Regions from separate parts of the Homo sapiens genome. Here region 2 is linked to region 1. Evidence: read pairs that join two places in POLR2A ChIA-PET (ENCODE). Cell type or tissue: PC-9. All regions are shown on one strand. Links, peaks and the distances in the headings refer to the core of each region. The heading gives the core; the rest is flanking DNA.

Evidence for each region. Peaks named below come from ENCODE experiments on the same cell type or tissue, not always from the same donor. Only the 100,000 strongest peaks of a DNase experiment are listed, where the experiment ranks them.
Region 2: POLR2A ChIA-PET joins it to region 1 with 10 read pairs; 2 of 35 experiments call an interaction of 5 or more read pairs at or near these places.

The regions. Positions count from the first base shown.
Region 1 is chr6:44,041,276-44,046,645 of GRCh38, forward strand. The region is part of intron 1 of SCIRT (stem cell inhibitory RNA transcript); the gene reads right to left. Among named protein-coding and RNA genes, the nearest start is that of SCIRT, 31 kb to the right of the region's middle. RefSeq lists enhancers at 764-1,512, 2,357-2,651. In PC-9, for the core only: CTCF peaks have their summits at 771 and 974; DNase peaks (open chromatin) are centred at 486, 2,006 and 2,506; H3K4me3 peaks cover 1,590 bases; H3K27ac peaks cover 4,054 bases.
Region 2 is chr6:43,536,124-43,541,493 of GRCh38, forward strand. All of the region lies in intron 20 of XPO5 (exportin 5), which reads right to left. It also overlaps a transcript of POLR1C not described here and the pseudogene RPS2P29. Among named protein-coding and RNA genes, the nearest start is that of POLR1C, 22 kb to the left of the region's middle. In PC-9, for the core only: no CTCF peak of the experiment used is centred there; no DNase peak of the experiment used is centred there.

The DNA.
Region 1 (5,370 bases), core at 69-5,068:
GAGCCTCGGCTTCTCCTGGCTTCTCTAGACCTCTCCAGTGGGATTTAAGACCTCAAGCAATCCTGGAGATCAAGATGGAGGCTTGGCCTGCAGTTTGAGGATCAAACTGTCTCCTGGAAACTACCCCCATGCCCTGGACCCAGCCTCTGTGGCCCAGGACAGTAGTGGGGACAGGTTAAGGCTAGGGAGTGCCTTTGCCAGGCACTGGGAAAAGACACTGCAGGCCCCAAATTGTGGTTAATCTCCAAGGACACGCAAGAATGCAGCAGGAGAGACTAGGATTAGACAACAGGGAGAACTCGATGACAGCTAGAGCTCCGGGATTCATTCCCTGCAAGGGCAGGGAGGTTGAGGGGGCAGAGGAGGAAGGAATCTGCAAGGAGGTTGCTGACGTCCTCCTGGAAGGCTAGAAATGAAGCACAGGCAGCCGAGTCTTCTCCCACCTCCCTCCACCCCCAGCGATGAGTCAGGGATTCCGCAGAATGCTGAATTCCTGTCTTCCTTTGGGCAATGATACTTGACACTCTCCTAGGTTTTCTCTCCTGCCACAGAAGTAAAATCTTCAACCATTCTCAAGGACTTCTTTCTCCTCAGCTCCCCAGACAGGCCCCTGCTTTCCTGTGAGTCACTGTATCTTCAAAGCCCCTTCCTGCCTCAGCCTACCCCAATAGCTCTCAGGCTCCTGGCTTTGCACGTGTTGTTCTGTCTGCCTGGAACACTCTTCCCAGAACTAGCTTCTTCTCATCCACCAGAAACCAGTTTAGATGGCACCTGCTGAAACAGATCAGCTCACAAAGGCCCGGCACAACCTGGCCCACAGAAGCATTCCTGAGTGCTGTAAATGAATGAACTGTGAATCAATGAATGCAGAAGATTCTGAGGGGCAGAAACCACATGCCCTACCCTCAGGGAGCCCACGATCTGATGGTGGAGACTCAGCCTCTGCCTTGGAACCCCTCAGTGAGCAGAGCTGTGGAACTCAAAGAAAGGAAAGCCTTGCCTGGGGCCTGCAACCAGGTTCCCTCTGAACTTCAAGGCAAGGAAGTCTTCTTCTATGGTCAGGGCCCAGCCCACACCTGCTACAAAGGCAGGGCCCAATGAACATTTCTGGGAGGGAGCAGAGGGGAGGGGAGGGGAGGGGAGGGGAGGGGAGGGGAGGGAAGGAAGACATCTCATGGACCTTTGGCTTTTCTTTGAGGGCTGCACTCTGGTCAAGAGGCTCCCTGGTGACCAGGGCCAACTGGCCCTTTCCATCAGAGCCAGGCACTGGAGAGCACAGTGTGGGTGCTTGCTCCATATTTGAGAGCAGAATAGAGCTGGAGGACTCTGGGCATCGAGAAGCCAGGCCCCAGCGACAAGGCTACCTCAGTTTCCAGACCCACAATGAGAGCAACCAGAGGAGGGAGGGGAGAGGAGGCAGGCTGCCACAGGGCCAGGAAGAGGCAGCTAAGGCAGTGTGGGACCCACCTGGGGTGAATGGATGGCTGAGCCTCCAGGGTGGCCTCAAGGGTTGCAGGGGAGACCAGACAGGGCTAAGGGTTGCAGTCCTGGTGGGATCTGAGCCTGGGGAAAAGGGAGAAGCTGGGGAGGAATCCTTCCACCAGCCCTTCAAGGCGAGCAAAGCCCCCTGCACTCCCCCAGCCCCAGCGAGAGCAGCTGGTTAGTGGATCAGGATCATTGCCTCAGGAAGGCAGGGGAGTTTCTGTGAATGAGTCTTTTCCATGCTCAAACCAAAACCTAAGTCCCTAGCCCAGCAGGCAAAGCTGCCACTTCCTCTCCAGAACAGCAAAGACCTAAGGCACTGGGAAGAGACCTGCCACTTGGGGCACCTCCCTTCAGGCCTCCCTGGGGGTGGCTGCTGTGGCACAAGTGGAGGAGAGACAAGTCAGGATGGGAGACTTTCTCCTGAGCTGGCCTCTGTGTTCTGCTGTGATATCCCTGCCCCAGGAGACAAAGTGCCACAGAGGGTAAATAGTAGGGGTGGAATTTAAACCCTGAGAAAGAGAGCAAAAAGTCACAGACTTCCTGGGTCTATGCAGGGATAAGAGCTAAGTGCCAGGGAATGAGTAAGTGCTGAAGCATGAAGCCAGGGGTTAGTGGGTCAGTGACCCACCCCATCCACCTATTCCTTAGCTGGCCATCATTAGGGAAATGATGTATTTATTTAACCAACACGTACATAGTGCAAGGTAAAACACAAATACCTAACAAATATTAATTCAGTGATTACCCAGAACAAACCTAGGAAGAGAGCACTATTGTCATCCCCAGTTGCAGATAGGGAAACTGAGGCCCAAGGAGGTTACCTGACTTGCCCCACATCACACAGCTGGAAAGTGGCTGAACCGGGATTCAAACCCAGACATGATGCTGCCCCAGTTGGGTCTTGCTGCTGCCATGATTTCAAGGCCTGGAAGGGGTCAGAGAAAGTCAAAAGTCAGGAGGCCAGCATCAGAGTAGGGCAAGGACCTCCCCCAGCAACAGCCAGAGCCTGAGAGAGAGCAGCTGATGTAATTGCACCCCTTGTTGCGGGGGTGGGGAGTTGGCCCAGGCCCAGGGAGTGGCCAATGGCAGGGCCCCTGCCTCCCTCAGCTTGCCAGGGAGAAAAGGAACCCCTCCAGGGTATTTCTATTATCTGGAGGAGAAAGTGAGGTGGGAAGAAAAGTTGGCTGGAAAGCAGACTGAACTTGCAACTTGGTTTAATAACCAAATCCCAGTTCTCCCTGTGAGCCAGGGCTCCCTCCCACTGTCCCCTCCAGAAAAATCCAGGCCAGGCCTGGGTCTGGGAACAAAGAAGCCTGTCCCCACAACCCCCCCTCCCCCAGCTCCCAGCTCCCTACTAGAGCCCCAGAAGTAGGGTCCATTTCTCCTGGAACCTGCCATGGCCCCTCCAGGCCTCCAGTCCCACTCTTCCCGAGCTCAAAGAGAAGAGGAGGATCCCAGAGATGGGTGACTGCATTTTCCACCCTGAATATGAGGCTGTGTGGGTTGGAAAAATAAACGGCACTGGTTGGGGAAGGGGGAGTGAACTGTTTGAATGAGGGCTGTCCTGAGAAATGCCGGTCATGTGGTCCTTGGTCCAAATGAAAGGTCAGAGCACCCACTGCGCAGTCAGAATGGCTGGGGAGCGGGAGGAAAGGGGAGGAGCAGAGTGGGCAGTCCTCATACACACTCACACACAAACATTCACATACATCTTCACACACACCCACGCTCACATACACACACACATATTCATATACACATTCACACACATCCATATGCGCCGTCACACACACACACATATTCATATACATCTTCACACACACCCACGCTCACATACACACACACACATTCATATACACATTCACACACATCCATATACAGCTTCACACACACCCACACACAAACATTCATATACATCTTCACACACACCCACGCTCACATACACACATATTCATAGACACATTCACACACATCCATATACACCTTCACACACACACACAAACATATACATCTTCACACACACCCACGCTCACACACACACACATACATTCATATACACACATTCATATACATCTTCACACACCCACGTTCACATACACATATTCATATACACATTCACACAATCCATATACACCCTCACACACACACACATTCATGTACATCCTCTCACACACACACACATATCCATATACACATTTACACACACCCACACTTATACACATTTACACACATCCATATACACCCTCACACACACCCATACACACATACACACTCACATTTATATACATCTTCACACACACATTCATATACACACTCACACACATTCATATACACATTGCCACACACCCACTCATAGACACACACACTCATATACATCTTCACACACCCACACTCATATACACCTACCTACATTCATATACACACACTCACATACACATTCACACACACATTCATATACATTTTACACACCCACACACTCACACACATTCATATACACATTCTCACACACCCACACAAAACACAAAAACATTCATATACATATTCATAGACACATTCACATACATCTCACACACCCCACACACACACACATTCAAATACAGTCTCATGCACACACATTTATATACATATTGTCATACACACACTCATACACACTCATATACGCTCATACATTTATATACACATTCTCACACCTCGACACACTCACATGCACTTATCTATACACTCATACATGGAGACACTCAGATACTTAGATACACACACACATACATGCAGACACACACTCCAACACTCCTACACACATTCACCCCCCTCACACACCCACACATGTATATACACTCACATCCTGAAGCACACTCAGACACATACTAACTCTCAGAAACACACTTATCCCTCAGAGGGGGTAGGACCAGCCTAGGAAAGAGTCCTTCTGGGAGAATGGCATGGCTGGTGACTGCCAAGGGGTAGGCAGAAGCCTAGGACTGGGCAGGGAGCCCAAGAGTAGGGGGTGGTGCTGTGGGCCACTGTGCAGAGGCCAGGACTGTGAATGAAGTGGGCACTGCTCCTGCCCCCTCCCAGGCCTGCCTCTGGCCAGGCCAGCCTCCATCCCGGCATTGTCTCAGGCATCTTGGGCAGGGTTCCCAGAGCTGGCTGAACCAGGGGCCTGGCCAAACAGCCCTCCCCTGCCCTCCCATTCCTCTCTTCTTGCAGGGAGGGGGTGGGAAACCTTCCCCATAACCCTGGCATTTCACCCCCAGCCCACACAGGTGGCTTTTGGAGAAGCTCAAGTGCCAGAATTTGACCCGAAAACTCCAGGTTCCACAACGCCCCCTGCTTCCTTCCCAGGCCAGGAAGCCTTGGAAGTCCAGCCCCCACCAACCTGTCCCCTCAACTATGACATTCATTTCTTTTTTTTTTTTTTTTTTTGAGATGGAGTCTCGCTCTGTCACCCAGGCTGGACTGCAATTGTGTGATCTGGGCTCACTGCAACCTCCGCCTCCCAGGTTCAAGCAATTCTCCCACCTCAGCCTCTTGAGTAGCTGGGATTACAGGTACCTGCCATCATGCCCGGCTAATTTTTGTATTTTTGTAGAGACGTGGTTTCACCATGTTGGCCAGGCTGGTCTTGAACGCCTGACCTCAGGTGATCCACCTGCCTCGGCCTCCCAAAGTGCTGGGATTACAGGTATGAGCCACCACGCCCAGCCCATGACATTCATTTCTACCACATCCCAGGTATCCCATCTGCTCTCCTCCACAGGCTGAGTTTAGTGCAGGGCAAACTGTCTCCCTCCCCACATCCCCCACCCAAAGCAATGGGAACTACTGGCATTTTAGTCTTAAAGGCCAAATGAATCACCTGTGTGCATGTGGTGGGGGCAGGAGGGG
Region 2 (5,370 bases), core at 197-5,196, 510 kb before region 1:
CGCTACCCTGGCCAGGCACAGTGACTCATGCCTGTAATCCCAGCACTTTGGGAGGCTAAGGCAGACGGATCACCTGAGGTCAGGAGTTTGAGACCAGCCTGGCCAACATGGTGAAACCCTGTCTCTACTAAAAATATAAAAATTAGCCGGGTGTGGTGGTGCATGCCTATAATCCCAGCTACTTGAGAGGTCAAGGCATAAGAATCGCTTGAACCCAGGAGGCGGAAATTGCAGTGAGCCGAGATTGTGCCACTGCACTCCAGCCTGCGCAACACAGTGAGACTCCAACTCGACAAAAAAAAAAAGTCATTCACTAACCTCATGCTGTAAATATGGTCTAGAAGTTTTACTTTGGCCAGATGCGGTGGCTTATGCCTGTAATCCCAGCACTTTAGGAAGCCGAGGTGGGTGGATCACGAGGTCAGGAGTTCAAGACCAGTCTCTGGCCAACATGGTGAAACCCTGTCTCTACTAAGAATACAGAAATTAGCCAGGCATGGTGGCACACGCCTGTAAATCCCAGCTACTCAGGAGGCTGAGGTAGGAGAATCGCTTGAACCCGGGAGGCAGAGGTTGCAGTGAGCCAAGGTCGCGCCACTGCACTCCAGCCTGGACGACAGAGTGAGACTCTATCTAAAAAAAAAAAAAAAAAAAAAAAAAAAAAAAAGCAGCTTTACTTTTTGGGTTTTAAAACACCTGAAAATTTTTTCTGTGTGTGGTGGCTGGTAGGAATCTAATTGTTTTTTCTAACACGGTGAAACAGACAATATGGTGTCTGTCCTCGACAACTCAACTCTGCATAGAAAGCCAACTGTCCCAGCATTGAATAATTGATTTTTGTTTTGTTTTTTGTTTTTTAAAGAGACAGGGTCTCACTCTACTGCCCAGGCTGGATTGCAGTGGTGTGTTCATAGCTCACTGCAGCCTCAAACTCCTGGGCTCAAGTGGCCCTTCCACCTCAGGCTCCCGAGTAGCTGGGACTATAAGTGTGCACCACCACACGTGAATAATTAAAACTTTTTTTTTTTTTTTTGTAGAGAAAGTGTCTGTGTTGCCCAGGCTGGTCTCAAACTCCTGGCCCCAAGAGATCCTCCTGCCCTGGCCTCCCAAAGTGCTGAAATTATAGGCATGAGCCACTATTCCCAGCCATCTTTTTCTAACTTTCATTACTTCTGTCATAGATCAACCTGTAATACATACCTGGGAGTCTTTTAAAGGCTAAACCTTTACTATTGTGTTGAACCCATCATCATCTACAAAGGATTATCTGCTAAAAAACTGAACTGGTATGAGGTCAGTTTTCTAGACCAGAGGTCACATTCATACATGTTTTAAGCTTGGCCGGCAATATGGTGTCTGTCCTCGACAACTCAACTCTGCATTGAAGCGCAATAGCAGCCATAAACAGTAGGTAAATGAATGGCCAAGGTATGTTCCAACGGAAGTTTACTTACAAACATGTGGAGACTTACATTTGGTCCTCAGGCTGCAGAGTGCCATATGTCCTCTAGACATATTCACGTGTAACAAAATAACAAAAATAAAGGAAAGTAGACAAGATCAAACAATACTCCAGAGATGCAATCATCAAAATTTCACCAGGGGAAACTCTGGAAATACAAGTCCACATTTTTCAACAAATAAATTGAAAAGAAAAAGAGGGCCAGGCATGGTAGCTCACGGCTGTAATCCCAGCACTTTGGGAGGCTGAGGCAGGTGGATCAGTTGAGCTCAGGAGTTTGAGACCAGCCTGGGTAACATGGCAAAACCCTGTATCTACTAAAAATACAAAAAATTAGCCAGGCGTGGTGGCGCACACCTGTAATCCCAGCTACTCGAGAGGCTGAGGCAGTCGAGAGGCTGAGGCAGGAGAATTGCTTGATCCCGGGAGGCGGAGGGTGCAGTGAGCTGAGATAGCACCAGTGCACTCCAGCATGGGTGACAGAACAAGATGGTCTCAAAAAAAAAAAAAAAAAAAAGGCAAGGAACTTATAAATTTAGAGCCTAAGAGACATCTTTTTTTTTTTTTTTTTTTTTTTTTTTTGAAACAGAGATTTGCTCTGTCGCTCAGGCTGGAGTACAATGGCGTGATCTCAGCTCAATGCAACCTCCGCCTGCTGGGTTCAAGTGATTCTCGTGCCTCAGCCTCCCAAGTAGCTGAGACTACAGGTGCGCACCACCACACCTGGTTACTTTTTTAAATTTTTAGTAGAGATGGGGTTTTGTCATGTTGGCCAGGTTGGTCTCAAACTCTTAGCCTCAAGGATCCGCCTGCCTCGGCCTCCCAAACTGCTGAGATCACAAGCGTGAGGCACCACGCTAAGCCTAATTTAGTGACTAAGAGATATCTTAAATATATATAAACCTTGTGTGGATAAACAGAAAAAAGGAAAACATTCGGTGATATTTGAATACTGATTGTATACTGGATATTGAATTACTGGTAGTATTTTGAGATATAACAATGGAAATGTGGTTATATTAAAAGACTTATTACTAGCTCCATATTGCTTTTGATTTGGGATTTTCGTCTCTATGTTTACAAGTGATTTAGGCCTATAATTTTCCTCTTTGGTACTGTTAATGTCTGGTTTTGGTATCAAAATAAATAAGCCTCATAAAATGAGTTATGGAGCACTACATTTTTCTTTTTTTTTTTCCCACGCTTAATTCACTTTATTTTTCTTGTATAAAAACCCTATGTTGTAGCCACAGCTGGAGCCTGGGTCTGCTGCACAGAGACTCTGGTGTGGGTCTTGACGAGGTGGTCAGTGAATTCCTGATAGGGAGACTTGGTAAATACAGTCTCCTTCCAGAGGTCGGGGGTCAGGTAGCTGTAGGTCTTAGAAATGGCATCAAAGGTGGCCTTGGCGAAGTTGCCCAGGGTGGCAGTGCAGCCCTGGGCTGAGGTGTAGCAGTCATCGATACCAGCCATCATGAGCAGCTTCTTGGGCACAGGTGCGGAGACAATGCCAGTGCCCCTGGGTGCAGGGATGAGGCGCACCAGCACAGAGCCACGGCGGCCTGTCACCTTGCAGGGGACGGTGTGGGGCTTGCCGATCTTGTTCCCCTAGTAGCCTCTGTGCACGGGGACAATGGAGAGCTTGGCCAGGATGATGGCCCCACGGGTGGCGGTGGCCACCTCCTTGGAGCACTTAACACCCAGACCGACGTGGCCACTGTAGTCCCCGATAGCAACAAACGCCTTGAACCTGGTGCGCTGGCCAGCACGGGTCTGCTTCTGCACTGGCATAATCTTCAAAACCTCATCCTTGAGAGAGGCCCCCAGGAAAAAGTCAATGATCTCTGATTCCTTAATGGGCAGGGAGAAGAGATAGATCTCCTCCAGGGACTTGATCTTCATGTCCTTGACCAAGCGGCCCAGCTTGGTGACGGGCATCCACTCCTTATCTTTGGCCTTGCCTCCGCGAGCTCCGCGGCCTCAGCCCCGGCCCGGTCCACGGCTGCGACCCCGGCCCCGGATGCCACTGGCGAAACCTCTGCGGAAGCCACCGCGGTTCCCCATCCCAGGGCCACCAGGGCCTCCAGGCCCCCCCACTGCACCGGCGTCATCCGCCATTTGGTGTTTTCTCGGAGAAGAAGCTACATTTTTCTATTCTTGGGAATAGTTTGTCTAAGAGATAAATTATCTGTTCCTTGAAGGTCTGGGAGAACTCCCATGTAAAATCATTTAGGCCTGGAGTTTTTTGGTCTAATTTAACTACTACCAATATAATTAATATGAAGTTATATCTCTTTAGGTTTTCTATCTTGTTGAGTTAGAATAAGTTACATTTTCCCTGGAAATTATCCATTTTTAAATATTTTATTTTTAAAAATAGAAGACGGGGCTGGGCACAGTGGCTCACGCCTATAATCCCAATACTTTGGGAGGCCAAGATGGGCGGATCACCTGAGATCAGGAGTTTGAGAACCAGCCTGGCCAACATGATGAAACCCTGTCTCTACTGAAGATACAAAATTAGCTGGGCATGGTGGCGCACGCCTGTAACCCCAGTACTTTGAGAGGCCAAGGAGGGGGGATCACCTGAGGTCAGGAGTTCAAGACCAGGCTGGCAAACATGGTGAAACCCTGTCTCTACTGAAGATACAAAATTAGCCAGGCCGGGCGGATCACGAGGTCAGGAGATCAAGATCATCCTGGCTAATACGGTGAAACCCTGTCTCTACTAAAATTACAAAAAATTAGCCAGGCGAGGTGGCGGGCACCTGTAGTCCCAGCTACTTGGGAGGCTGAAGCAGGAGAATGCCGTGAACCTGGGAGGCAGAGCTTGCAGTGAGCCGAGATGGCGCCACTGCACTCCAGCCTGGACGACAGAGCAAGACTCCGTCTCAAAATAAATAAATAAATAAACAAAATTAGCCAGGCATGGTGGCACACACCTGTAATCCCAGCTACTCAGGAGGCTGAGACAGGAGAAGCGCTTGAACCTGGGAGGTAGAGGTTGAAGTGAGCCGAGATCATGCCTTTGCATGCCAGCCTGGGCAACAAGAGTGACACTCCGTTTCAAAAAAAATAAATTAAAAAATCGATATGGGGTCTTGCTACGTTGCCCAGGCTGGTCTCCAGCAATGTTCCTGCTGTGGCCTCCCAAAGTGCTGAGATTACAGGCATGAGCCAACATGCCCAGCCCCATTTTTCTTAAGCTTTTGAATTTACTGATGTTATCACTAGTATTTTCAAAGAACCAGCTTTATTTTTATTAAGATTTTAAAAAATTGAGGCATAATTCACATAACATAAAACTAACCACTTTAGGAGTACTATTCAGCCATAAAAAAAAAAAGAGATCTTGTCATTTGCAACAATATGGATAGCACTGGAGGTCATTATGCTAAATGAAATAAGCCAGGCACAGAAAGACACATCACATGTTCTCACTCTTTGTGGAATCTAAAAATTTAAACAATTCGACTCATGGACATACAGAGTGTAAGGATGGTTAGCAGAGGGGCTGGGGAGGGTAGTGGTGGGTTAGGGGTAAGGTAGGGATTGTTAATGGGTACAAAAAACCCACAAAGAATGAATAAGATCTAGTATTTCCTAGCACAATAGGGTGACTATAGTCAATAATAATTTTGATTGTACATTTAAAAAGCATAACTGCAGTTGACTATAACTGGATTGTTTGTAACACAAAGGATAAATGCTTGAGGGGATGGATACCCCATTTTAATTGATGTGATTATTATTATGCATTGCATGCCTGTGTCAAAACATCTTATGTACCCCATAAATATATGTATGTACTGTGTACCCACAAAACTTTAAAAAACTAACAAAAAACATCCCCACCAAAACCTAACCATTTTAAAGTTCACAATTCAGTGGTATTTAATACTTTCAAA